Regions from separate parts of the Mus musculus genome. Here region 1 is linked to region 2. Evidence: chromatin loops called from intact Hi-C (ENCODE). Cell type or tissue: heart. All regions are shown on one strand. Links, peaks and the distances in the headings refer to the core of each region. The heading gives the core; the rest is flanking DNA. Region 1 holds the start of Ddx10 (DEAD box helicase 10). Region 2 holds the start of Atm (ataxia telangiectasia mutated).

The links. Peaks named below come from ENCODE experiments on the same cell type or tissue, not always from the same donor. Only the 100,000 strongest peaks of a DNase experiment are listed, where the experiment ranks them.
Region 1: a loop joins it to region 2, with 6 times the contacts of the local background. A loop is called at or near these places in 7 of 42 quality-filtered maps.

Annotation. Positions count from the first base shown.
Region 1 is chr9:53,244,075-53,253,026 of GRCm38, reverse strand. It overlaps Ddx10 (DEAD box helicase 10), which reads left to right and starts at 4,915. Exons shown (of 18, transcript NM_029936.2): 1 at 4,915-5,209. The coding sequence starts at 5,024. In heart, for the core only: no CTCF peak of the experiment used is centred there; a DNase peak (open chromatin) is centred at 4,836; H3K4me3 peaks cover 1,903 bases; H3K27ac peaks cover 1,131 bases.
Region 2 is chr9:53,532,927-53,541,878 of GRCm38, reverse strand. It overlaps Atm (ataxia telangiectasia mutated), which reads left to right and starts at 5,208. Exons shown (of 63, transcript NM_007499.3): 1 at 5,208-5,316; 2 at 7,913-8,014; 3 at 8,107-8,219. The coding sequence starts at 7,943. Npat (nuclear protein in the AT region) reads right to left here and starts at 4,832. Exons shown (of 18, transcript NM_001081152.1): 1 at 4,691-4,832. The coding sequence starts at 4,727. In heart, for the core only: a CTCF peak has its summit at 4,984; a DNase peak (open chromatin) is centred at 5,008; H3K4me3 peaks cover 3,350 bases; H3K27ac peaks cover 2,567 bases.

The sequences.
Region 1 (8,952 bases), core at 246-8,245, 290 kb after region 2:
CTTTTAGACAATCTGTTCACTAAACACATAATCCCCTAGACACAACTAAATGGGAAGAGGAAATAGGATGCATGCATTGATTTTCCCTGAGTGCCTCTGGCTTTCTCTGAGCTCATGGAAAGGTCTTACTGTGCAGGTTCCTTTAAAAAACACTTTTCCTTAATACAAAAAAATTTAATTCAACAAAAGTTGCTGGACTACCTGGACTACATCCTGTAAACCAAGCTAATCAATCCCCTTTAAAATATATATGCATATACGTTTATTCTATCAGTTCCGCTCTTTTCCAGAATCTTGATTAATATAATAAGTTCTAATAGATGTTTTTCTTTTTCTTTTCTTTTAAAATTTTGTTTGTTTCCAAATGGGGTTTTTCTGTGTAGTTCTGCCTGTCTTGGAACTAGCTTTGTAGACCAAGCTGGCCTCAAACTCAGATATCCTCCTGCCTTTGCCTCCTGAGTGCTGGGATTAAAGGCATGTGATATTACCACCCAGCTTAAAAGATATTTTTCAAAGTGAATATATGGAGTTCTGAGAAGAAAAGGGTTTTATTTAGAGAGTGGTTAAACTTTTAACATCATTACCATTTGTTAAACATTATGTATTGCTTAATTATCTTAAATAAGTATTATTAGACTTGTGGATTTCTTTCTTTCTTTCTTTTTTTATGTTTTAGAGCTTTATTGTAGAAAGGCAGGGGGAAAGGGATAAGGTAGAAAGAGGGAGAGAGGCCGGCCATAGCCACGTGGAGAGAGGGGAAAGAGAGAGAGGGAAGGAGGGCTAAAGAGTAAGAAAGGTGAGAGCTTAAAGAGCAGATTGTGGATTTCTAAAACCCAACTCAAGTCAGGTGTCATAAGACAGGTAGGAGATACAGGCAGGAGGATGAAGAGTTCAAAGCCAGCCTGGATTACTTGAGAACCTGTTTCAAGAAACAAAGTCCAAACAAACAACATGTAATGCCTTCTTCTCCATAGGGGACACACTGTACATCCTTAGGAACGTCCAAAGCCATGGGTAATTCCAAACTGTGTAGACATCACCAGGTACGTGGGCCACAAGTCTGCCTTCAGAGTTTCCTTGTATTAAAAAAAAATCAAGAGATAGAAATTGATAAAGTGAAATAGATTTCTTTGCAGTTTGGTTCAACCAAGGAGACACAGGCTTCTAGCTTCTCTCTCTTTTCCTATGACAGTGTTATAATTTTACAGAACAAAAATGAAATAAGGAGAAAATTTGTGTTCTTGTCCTCTGTCTGTGAGGTAAGCTGTCAGGGCTCAGCTGCTTGAGATTGGTCCTCCTTTGGCCTCTCTCTCAGCACGTGAGAGCCACCAAGTTTTATGATCCATGCTACACTACTTCATATATAGCATGCTTACCCTATACACTCAGACCTCTGATTCAGTGTAACACATAGATTAGACACAGTAATTACTAATCAAACAGAACAGTTATAACAATGTACTGAAATAAAGTTCCATGGTTCTACTATATGGGAGAATCAAGACAAATATTAATTATTTTTGGACTGCAGTTGACTGTTGGTTAAAAAAAATCACAGAAAACAAAATGATGGGTGGAGGGGGCCCTTGTATTTATGTGAACATAGATGTTATTCTGCAGATTTTTTTTGAGGGGTGGACTAAGATTCTTAAACCTGATACCTTAGTTTTTCCTATATGTTTTTTCAAGTGTTTTCTTGTTTTGCTTTTTGAGACAAGGTCTTGAATAGCTTTAGCTGATCTTGCCCTTGGCATGTATCCAAGGATAATCTTAAAGTCCCAACGGCCCCTACCTATATCGTCTGAGTTCTGGGATTACAGGTGTGCACTGTGATGTCTAATGTTTATTAGACATCTTGTGATGTCTAATGTTATTCAATGTTGGGGACTGGACTCAGGATCTTGTGTATGATAAGCAAGCACTCTGAATTGCATCTCCAGCCAGTTTTTTTTTTTTAATATTTTAAATAAGGAATCAGAGACTGGTAAAGGAAAAACCAGGCAGAAGAAGATCCAGGATCTGTTTACCTTCCCTGGAACAATGTTATAGAAAAACAAACAAACAAACAAACAGTCAGGAAATATGCAGCTGTCTATTTAACTGTGAGGTAAGTGTCAGAACTCTGAAATCTTTTAAAAAGAGATTTATTTATTTATTTATTTATTTATAAGTGCATGTGACCTACTGATTCTATTTAGTATTGCTCATCTGTGCATGTGTTTGGGGCCGACCACTTGGGATTGGATGACCTATTCAGGGGCTTGTTCCTAAAGAAAACTGATTCTCCTCTCTTTCTCAGCAGCTATTCATTTCCTGTAGCTCTGCCTCTAGTGGCAGGGACTTGTGGAATTTCCCCATCTATGGTGGCATGTCTACTGGTGTTGTCATTATGCAGGGGTTTTTCAACCAACAACATTATTGAGATTTCATAGATCCAATTTCCCTTCCATGTCTAGAAATCATGATCCTGAAGTCCATGTCCTGATCTGGTGGCTTGTACAGTCTTTCTTCTTCCTTGTTTACTTCTTGTTTTTGTTTGTTTGTTTTTTGTTTTTCTGCAATACTGTTCCAGGAAAGGTAAATAAAAATTAGGATTTTCTCCTCCATGGTTTTTCTTTTACAGTTTCTGATTGCTTATTCAAAATATAGGGAAATTGACTGGAGATGCAGCTCAGCCTATAGGGTGCTTGTCCAGCATACCCAAGATCCTGGGTCTAGTCCCCAACACTGAAGAGAGGGTAGAATCCATCTCTTGCCTTAGTCATTGTTGATGCCCTTATCTAACTTGTCTTGTAATTTTCCCCGAGCTTTATATGTGAAGTTGCATTGTAGATGTATCAACAGGGGAAAGCCCTCCCCCTTTAAAAGCAAACAAATAAACAGGCAAAAAGCTGGATAATGGCAGTTCACCCTTGGATGTCTTCTGTTGGGCAGCTCTGGCTTACCATCTTTACTCTGTTCTCAGGACCTCTGCCTCCTTATCAGGATTTAATGAACTGTTCTACTTTTGAACTCACTTGTCCACTGTTTCTGTCTGACTGGGTTTCATTGGTAGGATCTGTGGGATAAGAACTCGATGTTGGTCTCTGATTTTGAGAGCTCCAACATTTGTTGATTTTTCTGGCACCTTTGCATCAATACCAAGTCCTCCTGAGTTTATTGGCTAGACAGTTATAGCCCTCAAAGAGAATATCCCAGTCACACTACAGGGGAGGGGTTCCTGAGGAGCTGAGAGATACATTTTTTTTTTTCATCAGTGGTGGAGCTGCCTAACATTGCTCATACTTTAAAAAGAAATCTCAATGGTCTGGATAATTATACTCATTGGTTCTCTAAGGGGTAGAATCCATTCCTTGCTTTAGTCATTGTTGGTGCCCTATTTCACTTGCCCTTGGAAAAGTTCACAAGACACATGGTGTTTGTGTGTGTGTGTGTGTGTGTGCATGTGTGAGTGCATTTAAAAAGTATAGTGATAGCAGGGTTTGGTGGCACACACCTTTAATCCCAGCACTTGGGAGGCACTTGGGAGGCAGAGGGATTTCTTAGTTCGAGGCCAGCCTGGTCTACAAAGTGAGTTCCAGGACAGCTATACAGAGAAACCCTGTCTCGAAAAACAAAACAAAACAAAACAAAAAAAGTGTAGTGATGGAAAATATGAAAAAAAATCTTGGTTTAACTTATAGCTATAGTCATAGTCGTGGAAATAAACATTTACTTAACTTAAAAATCATTATAGCTGGGCAGTGGTGGCACACGCCTTTAATCCCAGCACTTGGGAGGCAGAGGTAGGTGGATTTCTGAGTTCGAGGCCAGCCTGGTCTACAGAGTGAGTTCCAGAACAGCCAGTGCTACACAGAGAAACCCTGTCTTGAAAAAAAAAATCACTATAAAATATACAATGTGAATATTCAGTTAAGGCCACCCAGTTGTTAAAACTGAGAGTAAATGTGATGGTTTGAATAAGAATGATTTCCATAGGCTCATATATTTGGAGTCACAGTTTCAAAACTTTGGAGTTTCAAAAGTCCATGCCAGGCACAGTGTCGCTGTTCATGCGTGCGTACGTGCGTGTGCGTGCGCACGCAGGTGTGTGTGTGTGTGTCTGTGTGTCTGTGTCCTGCCTATGGATCAGGATGCAGCTCTTAGGTACTGCTCCAGTGCCCACCTGGATGCTGGCATGCCTTCCCTGTCATGATGATAATGGACTAAACCTGTGAAACTGTAAGCCAGCCCAGTTAAATGATGCTTCTTTCTATAAAAGTTGCCTTGGTCATGGTGTCTCTTCACAGTAATAGTTCAGTGACTAACACAGTAATCATCTCAGGGTTTGGTTTTTGTTTTGTTTTGTTTTGTTTGTTTTTGACACTTTGTAAGATAAATGGTGATTGATGTTTAGGATGCTCTCCAGAGGCATCTTTACGATGTCTATGTGTAAGTGTATTTTTCTGTATTATGTAACTTTTTGTTAATTGAAAAGTTTGCTTTAAAGCATTTTGAGTCAACACGGTGGCATTTAACTGAAATTAGAGTATTCAGGAGGCAGGTGAATTCTTATAAATTTGAGGCCAGTCTGATCTACAAAGTAACTACGACCTACATACTCTATAACGTATAGCAGTGTACTCGCGAATGTTGGGCACACTTGAATCCAGAGTAAATGAAAAGCAGTACTTTACGCTGAGTATGACTTCACCATACTAGCAATAAGCAGTGTACTTGCGCTGTTTCCGGAAGCCCCAAGCACTCTCGGAAGCAGTGGAGCACGCCCAGTTCCTCCGTGCACGCTTTCCCCTGGCGTCTTAAGATCGCCCCGCCCAGCGGAAGCCAAATCACCAATCATCGTCCGCGCATTGCCTGTCGTCATTAATGTGTGCCCACTCTCCCCAGCTTGGGGGCGGGTTCCCGGACTTGCGCGTGCGCCCCTGCGCCTTCTCCACACGCTGGTTTCGCGTCTTCCGTGCTGTGCCTTGAGGAGCGAGGAGGCTCCCGTGTAGCGGCGTCGTGGGTCCTGGCAGCCCCCGCCATGGGCAAAACGGTTGCTTCTCTGGGTCAGGGAACCCGACCCGACCCGGTGCGGAGCTTTAATCGCTGGAAGAAAAAACACAGCCACAGGCAGCACCAAAAGAAGGAGCGGAGGAAGCAGCTAAAGAAGCCGGAATGGCAGGTCGAGCGCGAGGGGATCAGCCGCCTCATGCAAAACTACGAGAAGGTGAGGTGGGCTCGGGGCACGTTCGGCGGGGCTCTGGGGAGCGAGGGTGGGTGCAGCCCGGAGGTGTTGCCGCTGTGGTGGACTTAGGGTCAGGGTGGTGTGGGAAAGGGGCGGACCCGGCCAACGGGGCCTCACTAGTGGTCTGTTGGGTGTCGCTACCCAGGTCTGACTCTTCTACTTTCCGCAGTGCTGGGAAAAGTGATAGAAATGCGGTGACACTCCGGGTAGGGACATGTGGTGCAGCAGTGGTGACAGAACAGAGAGGCAATAGTGACCGCTGTGGAAAGAACCTAGCGGATGGAGTGAGAGCCTTCAGTAGAGTGCTAGCCCAACACGCAGGAAGTCCTGGGTTCAATCCCCAGCTCCACATAAACCGGGCACATATTGAGCACTAAGGAGGTGGAGGCAGGGGGATCAGAGGTGCAAAGTCATCCAAGGCTTTATAGCAAGTTCGAGGTCAGTCAGTGATACGTGAAACTTGGTCTCAAAAATGAAATAAATAAGCTAAAATCTGGAGTGATGTAAGAAAACGCTGTTGTTCGTGGGAAATGTTTAAAATAATAGAAATATCTTTAAGTACTCTCCATGTTTTATATTCTTTGCCCCTATCTTGAGGTGTGGATGGATCCTAGTAGTCCATTTAACGGATAAGAACTGTAGAGTTTGGAGAGGATAAGAAACTGGCCCTAATTTCCCACATCTAGTAGTGTGGAATTGGAACCTAGACCTGTGTCTGTTTCCACAGCTCTCGATCTTTAAGTTGGGAATTGGCTCTGTCCCTTAGCATCATCTTTTGTTCTTTGTCTCATTGTCTTCATGGTTTTCACCAAGAATCAGTGGAAAGACAATGGAATGTGTTTGCCTCTTCCTGACATCAGCATCTTGTAGCCAGTGTTCCTAGATGAGTAGTCTCATAGTTAACACTTAGACAAGCTGGCGTGTTTTCCTGCCCTAGGTGTCTGCCCCTTAGGAATGTTACTTCTATCCATCCTCTTAAAACCCATATTTTCCAGCATTCATCTACCTTTCTCACCTTTCCAGTGAATGCCACCTTTCTAGTTTGGGATTTAATAGGTAGAATCATCCTGGAATTAAAAGTCATTACTTGCTATCTTGTAGCTTAAACAGCAACAGCAACAGCGACAACTAGATAAACTGTTCAGAGTTGGCAACATTTAAGAATTAGTTGGGGTTTTGACTTCAGATAATTTGATTCGGATTTGGCTCACCAGCTATATGACTTTGGTTACTTTTCTTACACTATTCACACCCTCCCCCCTTATTTTAAAAGGCTTAGTAGTAGTACCTGCCTCATAAGTTGTGAGGAATTAAGATAAAGTGTGGAAAACATTATTCACAATGCCTGTCATATAGAAAAAAGACAAATTAAAAAAGAGGCTATTATTAACAAATTGCTTTTGGATTTTGTTTTGAACTGTGACTAGAATTGCTTGGAGAATGTAGCCTTAGCCTGTGCTTGGTTTACTTCCGTGGAGCTGTGACTCCTTGTTTTGTTCTACCCAGAACTTTTCTGAGTTCATATCCTTATTTCTGCCTATGCTGAATGTCTTAGTTAGGGTTTTACTGCTGTGAATGAACACCATGACCAAGGCAACTCTTATAAGGACAACATTTAATTGGGCCTGGCTTACAGGTTCAGAGGTTCAGTCCATTATCATCAAAATGGGAACATGCAGCATCCAGGCAGGCATGGTGCAGGCAAGCTGAGAGTTCTACATCTTCATCTGTAGGCTGCTGGCTGAATACTGGCTTCCAGGCAGCTAGAATGAGGGTCTGAAAGCCCATACTCACAGTGACACACCTACTCCAATAGGGCCACTCCTTTTAATAGTGCTACTCCCTGTGCCAAGCTTATACAAAGCATCACATTCTACTCCCTGGCCTCCATCGGCTTGTTAAAACGTATGAGTCTATGAGTACTTGGTCGTAGCATAATAAAGAAGTACATTTGGTCCCATTTCCAAAGTCCCCATAGTTTATAGCAGTGTCAACAATTTAGTCCAAGTTCAAGGTCTATTCTGAGATTCATCCAATCACTTAACTCTAATCCCCAAAGAAAGACAGGAAACCAGCTGGGCAAACTCCAAACTCTGCATCTCATGTCTGATGTTAAAGTGGTCTTTAGATCTCAACTCATTTTCATTTATATTGATTGCAGTAAAGTTCTTTCTCCTGGGCTGGTTCCACTCTCTGTTAGCAACTTTCCTCTGCAGATATCCCACGGCTCTGGCATTTTTAACATCTTTGGGTCTCCAAGGCAACTTCAACATCACAGCTTCTTGTTTCAGTGTCTGGGATCTATACATGATGTTCTGGACTCCTCCAAAGGGCTTGGGTTACATCTCCAGCTCATAGCATTCTAGGCTCTGGTTGACTCCATTCCATTGCTGCTTCTGTTCATGGTGACCATCCCATGGTACTGGCATCTCCAATACACAGGGGTCTTCTGCTGCAACTAGACTTCACCAATAGCCTTTCATAGGCTTTTTCCATGGTGCCAAGTCTCAACTTTGCATGACCCCTTCAGTCCTCAGCTGTCAATTTCAGCTGAGGCTGCACCTTCACCAGTCGCTTTCCATGGCCTCTCACAGTGCCAACCTTCAGTTGCTCTCCATGATCCTTTTATACTTTCAAAATTGATACCCCTGGGTGATTCTTACACATTACCAAGTACAGCTGTAGCATGAGGGACAACTTTGACTATCTCTGAGAACATAGCTTCTTTGTGTTCTCAGAAAACATTTCCCAGATTTCACTTCAGTGATGCTGGTCTCTTCTTAATCACTGTTAATTTCTTAGGTCCAGCTAACTAACATTAGTTATCCCATTAGTCTCCTTCTCATCTTGACTATAAAGCCAGAGCCAAATGAGTGAAGCTGCTGAATTCTGTTTCCTGGGGCTTCAACATGGCTCCCTTGTTCTATTATAGTATCACCAACTTTCTGTTTTCAATGAATTTATTCTCTGCCTAATCTTGGTTATGCTAGAATTTGCTCTGTAGACTGACTTTGAATTCAGAGATCTGCATGCCTATTTCTTAAGTGCTGGGTTAAAGATGTCCACTACTTACGCATTTAAGTTTTTCTCTACTTGGAACTTGTTCTGTACCAGGATGGTCTTGAACTCAGAGATCTGCTTGCCTTTGCCTTCTGGGATTAAAGGTTTGTATTACCATGCCTAGACCTGAATTTAGCAGGGTGCAATCTTGTCCCAAGGTTACCATTCCCTTAATTCATTTTAATATCCCTGAATACAAGATTCAGTTCCATTTCACTTCCTGGTGCCCCTTTAATACTCAAATGATATATTTTATATTTTTGTTTTCTAAGCTTGGTATGCTTGTTCAAAATGCTCTTAATGAGATCTAACCAGAGAACAAAGTCTCTGCTGGGCTTTTTTGAGTCTTCCTTTGTCAATGCAATTACTATAAATCTTCTTTACCTTAACCTCATGTAGGCTTTTCAGATAAGGGCAAAAATCAGCCACATTCTTCACCAAAATACCACAAAAACAGTCTCTAGGACACATACTGAAAATCTTCTTCACTGAAATCTCTTGGGCCAGGTCAGGTCTGTACAGTTCAAATCACTCTCAGCAACAAAGTCTTCATATTCCTACAGGATAGCCCATTAAGCCTGAATTAAATCATTCCACTGCTGTCCAGATCCAAAGTTCCCAAATCCACATTCTTCCAAATAAAAGCATGGTCAGGCCTATCATAC
Region 2 (8,952 bases), core at 495-8,494:
AAAAACAAAAACAGAAGCAAAAACAAAAAGAAGATGATTTATCCACGACCTATGAAAAATATGATCAATTGTGCTAGCATGCCTTGGGAAAAGAATATCAGATATGATAGTTCATGATACATTGTAAATCAGTACAAGCTTGCATAGTGTATTTGAGAAAAGGCTCTGGAAAACAGTGCATCACTGCTACTTGTTATAGAAATGCATAGCCATCTAGAAATACCTGAGACATTATGTTCTACTCTCAAATATGCTTTGGTAAAATTTGAGCTTTAATTTTTTGGTTAAATTTGGTAAGTTCTGCTTTACTTTGTCTTAAGAGCTCAAAAACAACGTAGAAATTACCTGAAAATGTTCAATGATGCCATGGTTTATATGATTAACTGGTTATGTGCTACAAAAATGCCTACCCACCATCATTAACCATCTGATCATAACCAACTAATCACATGACAGATAAAATCTAAACTATACGAAGGGTCTTCATAAATTGGGGAAACATTCTAAGAGCTTGGCCTTTTTAGGAAAAGACAAAAAGGAGTCCAAAGAAAGCAAGAACCAAAGCTCTGTTTGTGTAAATATCTCCTTCATGTACTGATTCCCCAGCAATACTGATGGTTTAATATCCCTGAAAGAATATAATTTCTTAATAAGAAATAAGGTCTTACTAAGAGAAGTAACAATGTCTTGTAGTACTAGATCTACAAATATAAAATGTATGGCTTCAATCCACAAATTATAATTTACAAGGAGTTAGAAGAAATTATCTTAGGAAAGGCTAAAAGTACTGAGAAAGTAGGAGTGGCTTAGTTTATGGGAAGATACAGACTTAAGAATTTACTACAAATAAATAAATAAATAAATAAATAAAAACGGGGCTGGGGATTTAGCTCAGTGGTAGAGTGCTTGCCTAGCAAGTGCAAGGCCCTCGGTTGGTCCTCAGCTCTGGAGAAAAAAAAAAATACTACCAAGAATGGAAAATGACTGTTCAAGGGGGTGATATGCTCCAAAGTATTGATGGCATATATGTAGAAATTTGTTTGGGGACCATGCCTAGTATGAGCGCTGCATAAAAGAATAGTTAATAAGCTTCAAATGAAAAGACAAAATGGTTAAGAACCAGAAAACTGGACTGGAGAGATGGCTCATCAGTCAAGAGTGTATATTACTCTTCCACGGACCCGAGTATGATTCCTGGCACCCACTCAAGGTGGTTCACAACTGCCTGCAAATCCAGCTCCAAGAAATCTAATATCTCTGGGCTCCACAAAACCAAAATGTGGTGTGCATTCATGCACACACATACACACAGAGATTTAAAAATAAAGTAACACAAACATGAAACACTTCAAGTGTCAGCAGTGAGTGTAGGTATTATTCAAGATGTAGAATGATTACAATTGCATCCTGGTAAATGTTTATTATATCATTGTCTTCAATATAAAAGAAAATAAAACCAATGGCTCCCGATCTCTTAAGAATATGCCAGTATTAGTTCTTTTTGCCCTTAAACCAGTTCTTTATTTTCTAGGACTCTATTTTGGAAGCTAGACTTCAAGCAGGCAGTTACCCGGTTCACCTATCACGGCTTCCGGCTACGGTTCTAAAAGGGGAAGGGCTTGTATCAGACTGGAATTCAGAAGGAAGAAGCCTTATTCCCTGATTGTCTCACGAATCTTTGCTCTGACTACAGACAGTCCCTTAGGAGACAAGACTTCAGTTTCATCTTCCACATAGTTGTCTCTGGGATGCTGTATAACGCCCTGTCTCCAGGATTAGCATGGCTTCCTGCTGTGCTGAGTTCCTTCATCCCATAAGCTAAGAAGCTTTGGCACCACCTGTGTAACCAAGTCCTTCATTAAATCCTATCACATTAAACATAGGACTTAGTTTCTGTTTTCTGAATGGACACCAACTCATACAGAAACTAACCTAGTTATGAAATTGAAAAAAAATCTGAACCCTTCAATCGTAAAAGTGCTCCTTTTATACATAGAACTTAACATTTTTGAAGTTCCTAAGAACTCTGAAACTTGAATCCAAAAATTCTTGTTTGAATAGAGAATACTGATTAAGAAAGTTTCAGTTTAGTAAGAAGAAAGAAAATTTAGAGGTAGACAGTAGTAACTAATACTACAGAACCATAAACTTAAAAATAGCTGTAATTATCAATTTTGTTATGTGTACCTCACCAAGAAAATCTCTTATCCACCAACAAAGTTACTTTAATAGGACAGTGGCTACTGAAAGAACTTTCTGATATCACATTTAACTTGAACCTTTAATACAAGGAACACAGGGGGAAAGGAATATACTATTTCAAAAAATGTAAGTACTTTAGTATACTGTAGCCTAGCGCAAATATTGAAAAGATGAGGCTGGGTAGAAACCAGCTCCACAGAGCACTTCCTATGACATATTAGTAAAAGCCAAACTGATGACCTAGAGGCAGCAAGCAATGTATCTTGGTCTCTACAAGAGTTTGAAAAATTCCATCGAGGCAATAAATAGCTGGCTGAGTAGAGAACACTTAGGTGAATAATTCAGTGCAGTAAGCTGAAGAGTTAGAGGAACGTGAACTAGTAAAGCTACTAAGTAACAGGCGGTTTTACTAGTAATCTCCTGGGTGACACAGGGCACTGGACAATGTGAGAGGGAGTTGAGAAAAATGTTTTGGTATTAAAGGGTAAAAAAAATAAAGAAAGAAAGAAGTGAATGTTAAGTAAAATTACTTTTCCTCTTATGCTTAAAAATCTGGCAGTGTTTGGAACAAGACAACAGAACAACCAACAACAAAGACCATATGCAATCAAGAAAGAGGGGCTAAAGATGGTAAGGGGGTACCACAGAAGGACCCTGAGCAAGCAATAAACCTGTAGATAGAAGTGTGTGTGTGTGTGTGTGTGTGTGTGTGTGTGTGTGTAAAGATAGTACTAAATCACAGAACTGAAAATAGTGGGAGGCTTTTTTTGTATTCCAAGTTCAAAAGAGGTTCAATTTTTAGATGCTTCAGCAATATTTGCAACCCGAGTATACATGAATTGCAAGTAGAGTATGAGGAAAGGCATCACAATTCCAAAACAGAATGGGAGGCATGCTGGAATTCATGGCACTGAAAGCAGAATCTGAACAACAAAGATGATTTTAAGGATGAAAAGCAACAACTTGAGTTTCTAGGCATCAAGAGAATAAGTTACCTTGTTAGTGGGGCAGAAACATAATTATTCCAATTAGAAAGGCCCTGTCATTTCCTTAAGGTTTTCTTAACAAGGCAGGACTTTCTCTTCAGGGGATATGCTGACAGTATATAAAGCCCCTCCCCACCCCCTTTCTTACATGAAGGAATGACATCCTACTTGTATCTAATGAAATCAGGGTTGCTATTAAGCATCCCATAAAATCTGAGGAAAGAAAACATGGAAAAATCCTCATAAAAATTATCCACTTTTCAATGTTCATACTACCAAACTCCAAAAGCCACTTTTGAGGCTATGATCATGGAATTTTATATGGATCACAAGACTGCTAAAAGTCGCAGTTCTTACCTAAACAATACGTATAGGTGGGGAGAAAAAAAATCATGTGAGTCTACTTTTAACCAATTTTGTATGAGCCTAATTTTAAAATTACAAGAAAGCTAAGTTTAAAAATCACAGGTATAAATTTAACTATCCAAGTCTGATGAAGATGAAAACATTCAAAACACTAGTTTTTGTATTTAAGTTTCTCAAAAAATGGACAGTAGAATCGTACAGAGCCTCTTAAATAAGTCCTGCCTAATGTGCAATTTTTATTTTTTGGACAGGGCTGGGCACAAAGCAAATGTTCGTAACGGCTGTGGAAACTATGGAATGAGTCCTCATACTTCGACCACTTTCTTTTAGAGATGTCCCAAATAACGTTTCAAAGTCACTGTCCAGTTTTGAGCCTAAGAGGCTCTTGTTCCCTACAGAACAATCCCTTTTATTCTTTCACAGGACAAACAACGAAAACAGTCTTTTCCAGAGACAGTATCTCCCGACCAACCAGTGGTCTATGAACAAACCCTTTTCGAAAATGGAGGAAAACGAGGGCTAGAACGTGTGCAACCAGAAGTCAGTCGTCGTACCTCCTAAATATTTGCTCAAGAACACGACACGCTGCCGTTCTGAAATATGCAATTGGCGTTTCAAGCCACTATGGTGGGCCAGGGGTGTGGGGCCCTCCCTGTGTCCCAAATTCCCAGTGCTAAGGTCGGGTTATGGGTAAGGGCGTCGGAAAGTCTTTCCACAAGGCTGGGCGGCCGGGGAAGCGGGGGTCCCCCCGCCTTTTCCTTTATCAGTCCCGGCTCTTGACAAGGGAAAGGGTAGGGGACACGCAGCCTCGTCCATCACGCAGGCGACACTCCTTCAGGTGTCCCAGCGGGCCTGGCTGTGCCTCGGAATCCAGGCCCCAGGTGTTCCCCGCCGAGCTTCTTTCTCCCTTCGGCTGCCCCCATCGCGCAGCAGGAGGAGAAGGGACATCCCTACACCGAGGAGCTTCGACTGTCCCAAGGCGCCGAGGGACCGAGCCTCTCCGCTAGTCTGAACTTGGACGGGAGCAGACCACTCCTCAGAGCTTCCCCACCCCGAGCAGCCCTCCCCCTCAGCCCCTGGTCTTTCCGTCCCCTCAGCCCGGGTCCGATCACCCGCCCTCCCAGGCCGCCGCTTACCCAATACCAGCCTGGCTACATCCGAGGGTAACAGCATGATCCGAGCTGCACAGGGAGCGGCCTGAAGGGACGAGACTCAACTCAAAGCAAACACGGCGACAGCCCCGGCGCCGCCGCATCTCCCGGTTCCACTGGAGGTGCTGAACCCGCGGCAATTTGTCCCGCCTCTTTCGTGCCACACTAACCAATCGCTTCCGCGGGAGACAGAAAGGCGCCGAAATGAAACCCGCCTCCGTTCTCCTCGGAACCGTCGTCATTTCCGTCTGCGGAGGGTTGTGGCCAGAGAGGACCTGGTGGCCGGCTGTGGGAGCGTCGGCCCCTGGGCGGAGTTGCGGGAGCGAGGGCAATCGCCATTGGTGCGCACTGCGCAGGCGCGTTTCCTCAGGCCGGGAGACTGTTTTGAGGGGAGCGAGTGTTTTGAGTTGGAGAGCGCGTGATGCCTACGCGCAAGCGCAGTCGTGCGGCGGCGCATGCCGACTTCTTCCTTTGGGGCACCCGTGCCTTACCAACTTGCTGCTTTATAGAGCCGGAAGCGGGAAGGCGTGCGTACAGAACCAGCTGCTAGATCCGTGCACGCGGGAAAAGGCGAAGCGACCTGGGTTTGCATTGGCAGGCAGAATGCAGCGGTAGGAGCGAGGGACGAACGCTCGGGGACTTCTGTGAGGGGAAAATTCTCTTCTGAGCCCATCTTTCCTCAGCTTCCGAATGGCTCTTACCCCTTCTCTGCAGAACGGCCGTCATCTTCTCCCTCTTTCTGCAGACCCTAGATGGAGTGAGCCTAAATCTTCCCTTCTGCACGTCCCTCTTTCCTATCTGTCATCTTAAGGGTTCTGGTCGATCTAGATTTTTTAAATCTCATACTTTAGTCTCAGAGCGTTTATTTATATTTAAGCTACAGGTTTGCACATGTTCGTAGTTAAGAGCACTGGCCCTTGGAAATCACAGTCTCGTATTCTCATTGTCAGTTGTATTGCCTGTGTTGTCTGTAGTAGGTAAGTGGCAGCCACTCTGAGCCTTTGAAAATGTTTAACCTGCGCTCCTTCCCCGGTCCCACCCCCGCCACCTGGCACAGATAAGTAGACAGCTACTTTTTCAAAGCGACAATGTGATAGGAAAAACTGTGTTAGCCGAGGAAGGACTGGTTCTGTGGAAACTGAGCCTGAAAGAATCGACTTTGCTGCTAGATCTTGCCGGGTGTAAATTCTTCTGCAAGATGGTAGCGAAGCTTTCAGACAGAAGGAAGTGCATGGAAAGGCACAAAGTGTAACGAGCTCTTGTTATTGAGTGATACAGATTTTGCAAGTTTCCAGTGTATTGAAGCCAGAGGAAGGGATGAGAGCAAGAAGAGGAGGAAAAAAACAGTCATCAAATAGATTTATAAAGCGATCGTAAGAGAAGACAGTAACAGGATGACAGTTATACTGAATATTTGCTGTGTGTGTGTGTGTGTGTGAGAGAGAGAGAGAGAGAGAGAGAAAGAGAGAGAGAGAGAGAGAGAAAGAGTGAGATAGTAAGAGAGAGAAAGAGAAAGTAGGTGTGTGGTGGGGGAGAGGGAAACAGAAACGGAAACGAACTCCTTAAAGTAGATACTGGTATCATTTTCTCATCTAGCATCCAGAAAACAGGTGCCAGTTTAACCAACATGTTGCAGGTTGGATAACTGTTAATTGAATGGACCTGGATCCGAACAATACAGCCTGACCATAGAACCCACCCTTTTGCAACCCAGGCTAGCCCCTAACTCACAATTGTGCTGCCTGAGCCTCCCCTAGGCCTGCAATACCTGACTGAGCCCCAGTGCTTTTTACCACTAGCCAAGACTAACATGCCACAGGTGGGGTTATTTCTGGGAAGGGGAGATGTAATTATTGTCAAAATGCATCAACTTGACTGAACCCTCAAAAGGAAGATTTGATTTGTCTGTTCAGGGGCTGTTGCTTAGGAAGCTTTTTTAGTTGAATGTTGGGAGCTGAACTATGTTACTTGTTTTAATGTCTCAGCATTTGTTCACTTGATAGCTCTCTTCATCTAGTTGGATAGCTTTGGTTCTGCCACCCACCACTATTTGGTTGGTTGGTTTGTTTGTTTTTGAGTCAGGGTTTCTCTGTTGCCCTGGCTGTCCTGGAACTCTTTCTGTAGACCAGGCTAGCCTTGAATTCAACAGATCTACCTGCCTCTCTCTCTTTCCTTCCCTCCCCCTCCTCCCTCCCTCCCCTACTCCCTCTCCCTCCCTCCCTTCCTCTCCCTCTCCTCTCCCTCACTGCCCCCCCCTTTCTGCCTCTTTCTGCCATTCAGTTCATTCAGATCTTGCATTTACTTAATTCATAACAATTTAATCTAAATGATAAACTGTTGTAATTTGGGGGGGGGTATGAGCTTCTTTAGCTCAGTGTGGCATTGATCTCACTGAGGGTGACCTTAAACTTCTATCCTCCTTTCTTTACCTTCCCACTGGTATTGGGATTACACTAATGTGCTGTGGCACTCTCTGTTCTCTTCTTTTGTTTTCTACTGTATTTTGATTTCCTTTGAGGCATAAGTTGCAACTTGGAACTATGGATTAATACTTGTATCATCACCATTGTCACCAGATGTCTCCAAGAGGGTAGGCTGTGTATCAGTATGGTTCAGTTATTTTCTAGCTGTCCATAGCATGCCTAACCTGATACACTGTACATGTGAAACAAATATTGTTTGCTGTTATCAATGAATGTTTTCCTTTTTTTTTTTTTTTGTTTTTTGAGACAGGGTTTCTCTGTGAAGCCCTGGCTGCCTTGGAACTCACTTTGTAGACCAAGCTGGCCTCGAACTCAGAAATCCGCCTGCCTCTGCCTCCCAAGTGCTGGGATTAAAGGCGTGTGCCACCACGCCCAGCGAATGTTTTCCTTTTATAGAGATAATACTGAACTGTTTCATTTTATTCAAAATAATAGATTACCATGCTAGGCAAAGCACACATTTGAGAATTAGAGCCTAATTTTGATATACTTTAAGAAAATGTCCTATAGAAATGTTAAGAAAAATTATTGTGCCTTTGATCACAGTGTGCCTCTGCATGTATAGTTAGGTTTAAATGTGTAGTTAATGTCTAAAATAGTTACGTACAGGTCTAAAGTACAGCTTACTGGCACATCACATGTTTAGTATGCTTAAAGCACCAAGCCAGTCCTTAGCAAAAAAAAAAAAAAAAAATCAATGAAATTTGTATATTTCTTTTTACAGGTGAGGATGCATGTTCTGAAATCTTAAACCATGAGTCTAGCACTCAATGATCTGCTCATTTGCTGCCGGCAGTTAGAGCATGACAGAGCTACAGAAAGAAGGGTAATATAGTATTTGAAGTTGTTTTTCTTGAAGCAAATGTGTGATAGGTAACATAGTATGTTATTATTATTATTATGTTTTTTTATTTTCAGAAAGAAGTGGATAAATTTAAGCGCCTGATTCAGGATCCTGAAACAGTTCAACATTTAGATAGGCATTCTGATTCCAAACAAGGAAAATATCTGAATTGGGATGCTGTTTTCAGGTATCCTCTTTGAACTTGTGTTTCTTTTTCTGTTTTGTGATGCCATTTTACTCTTTAATTTTGTTTGCTGTATATCATTATGTGTTACATAGGAAGTTGACCCTTAGTGGTTATCTGAAAGTTTTAAAAACATACATAACACTGGAAGGTTTATGTCATTTCTTTGATAGAATATTTTAGATGTATATCCTGTAACAACAAGAAAGATGCATCAGGGTGCTGGCGAGATGGCTCGGAGGGTAAGAGCACTGACTGCTCTTCCTAAGGTCCTGGCTCACAACTACCTGTAATGAGATCTGACACCCTCTTCTGGCATGTCTGAAGACAGCTACAGTGTACTTATGTATAAAATAAATAAATCTATGGGCCGGAGCTAGCAGGGATGAGCTAGTGGGGCCGACCAGAGTGAGCAGAGGTTCTAAAAATTCAATTCCCAACAACCTCATGAAGGCTCACAACCATCTGTTCAGTTATAGTGTACCCATATACATAAAGTAAATAAATAATAACTAAATTGTTTTAAGAAAACAAGAGGCATCATAGGATTCCTGTCATACTGCTTTCTTGAGGCTGAGGCAGGAGGCCAGGCCAGTCTGGCTTTCATAGTGAGTTCTTGTCCTATCTGGTCTATATAGGGAAACTCTGTCTCAAATAGAGCAAAAACAACATGAGGATTCTGTTCATTTTTACTATAAGAATCTGTTTCAAATTTGTTTTAAACATAAGTTACAGT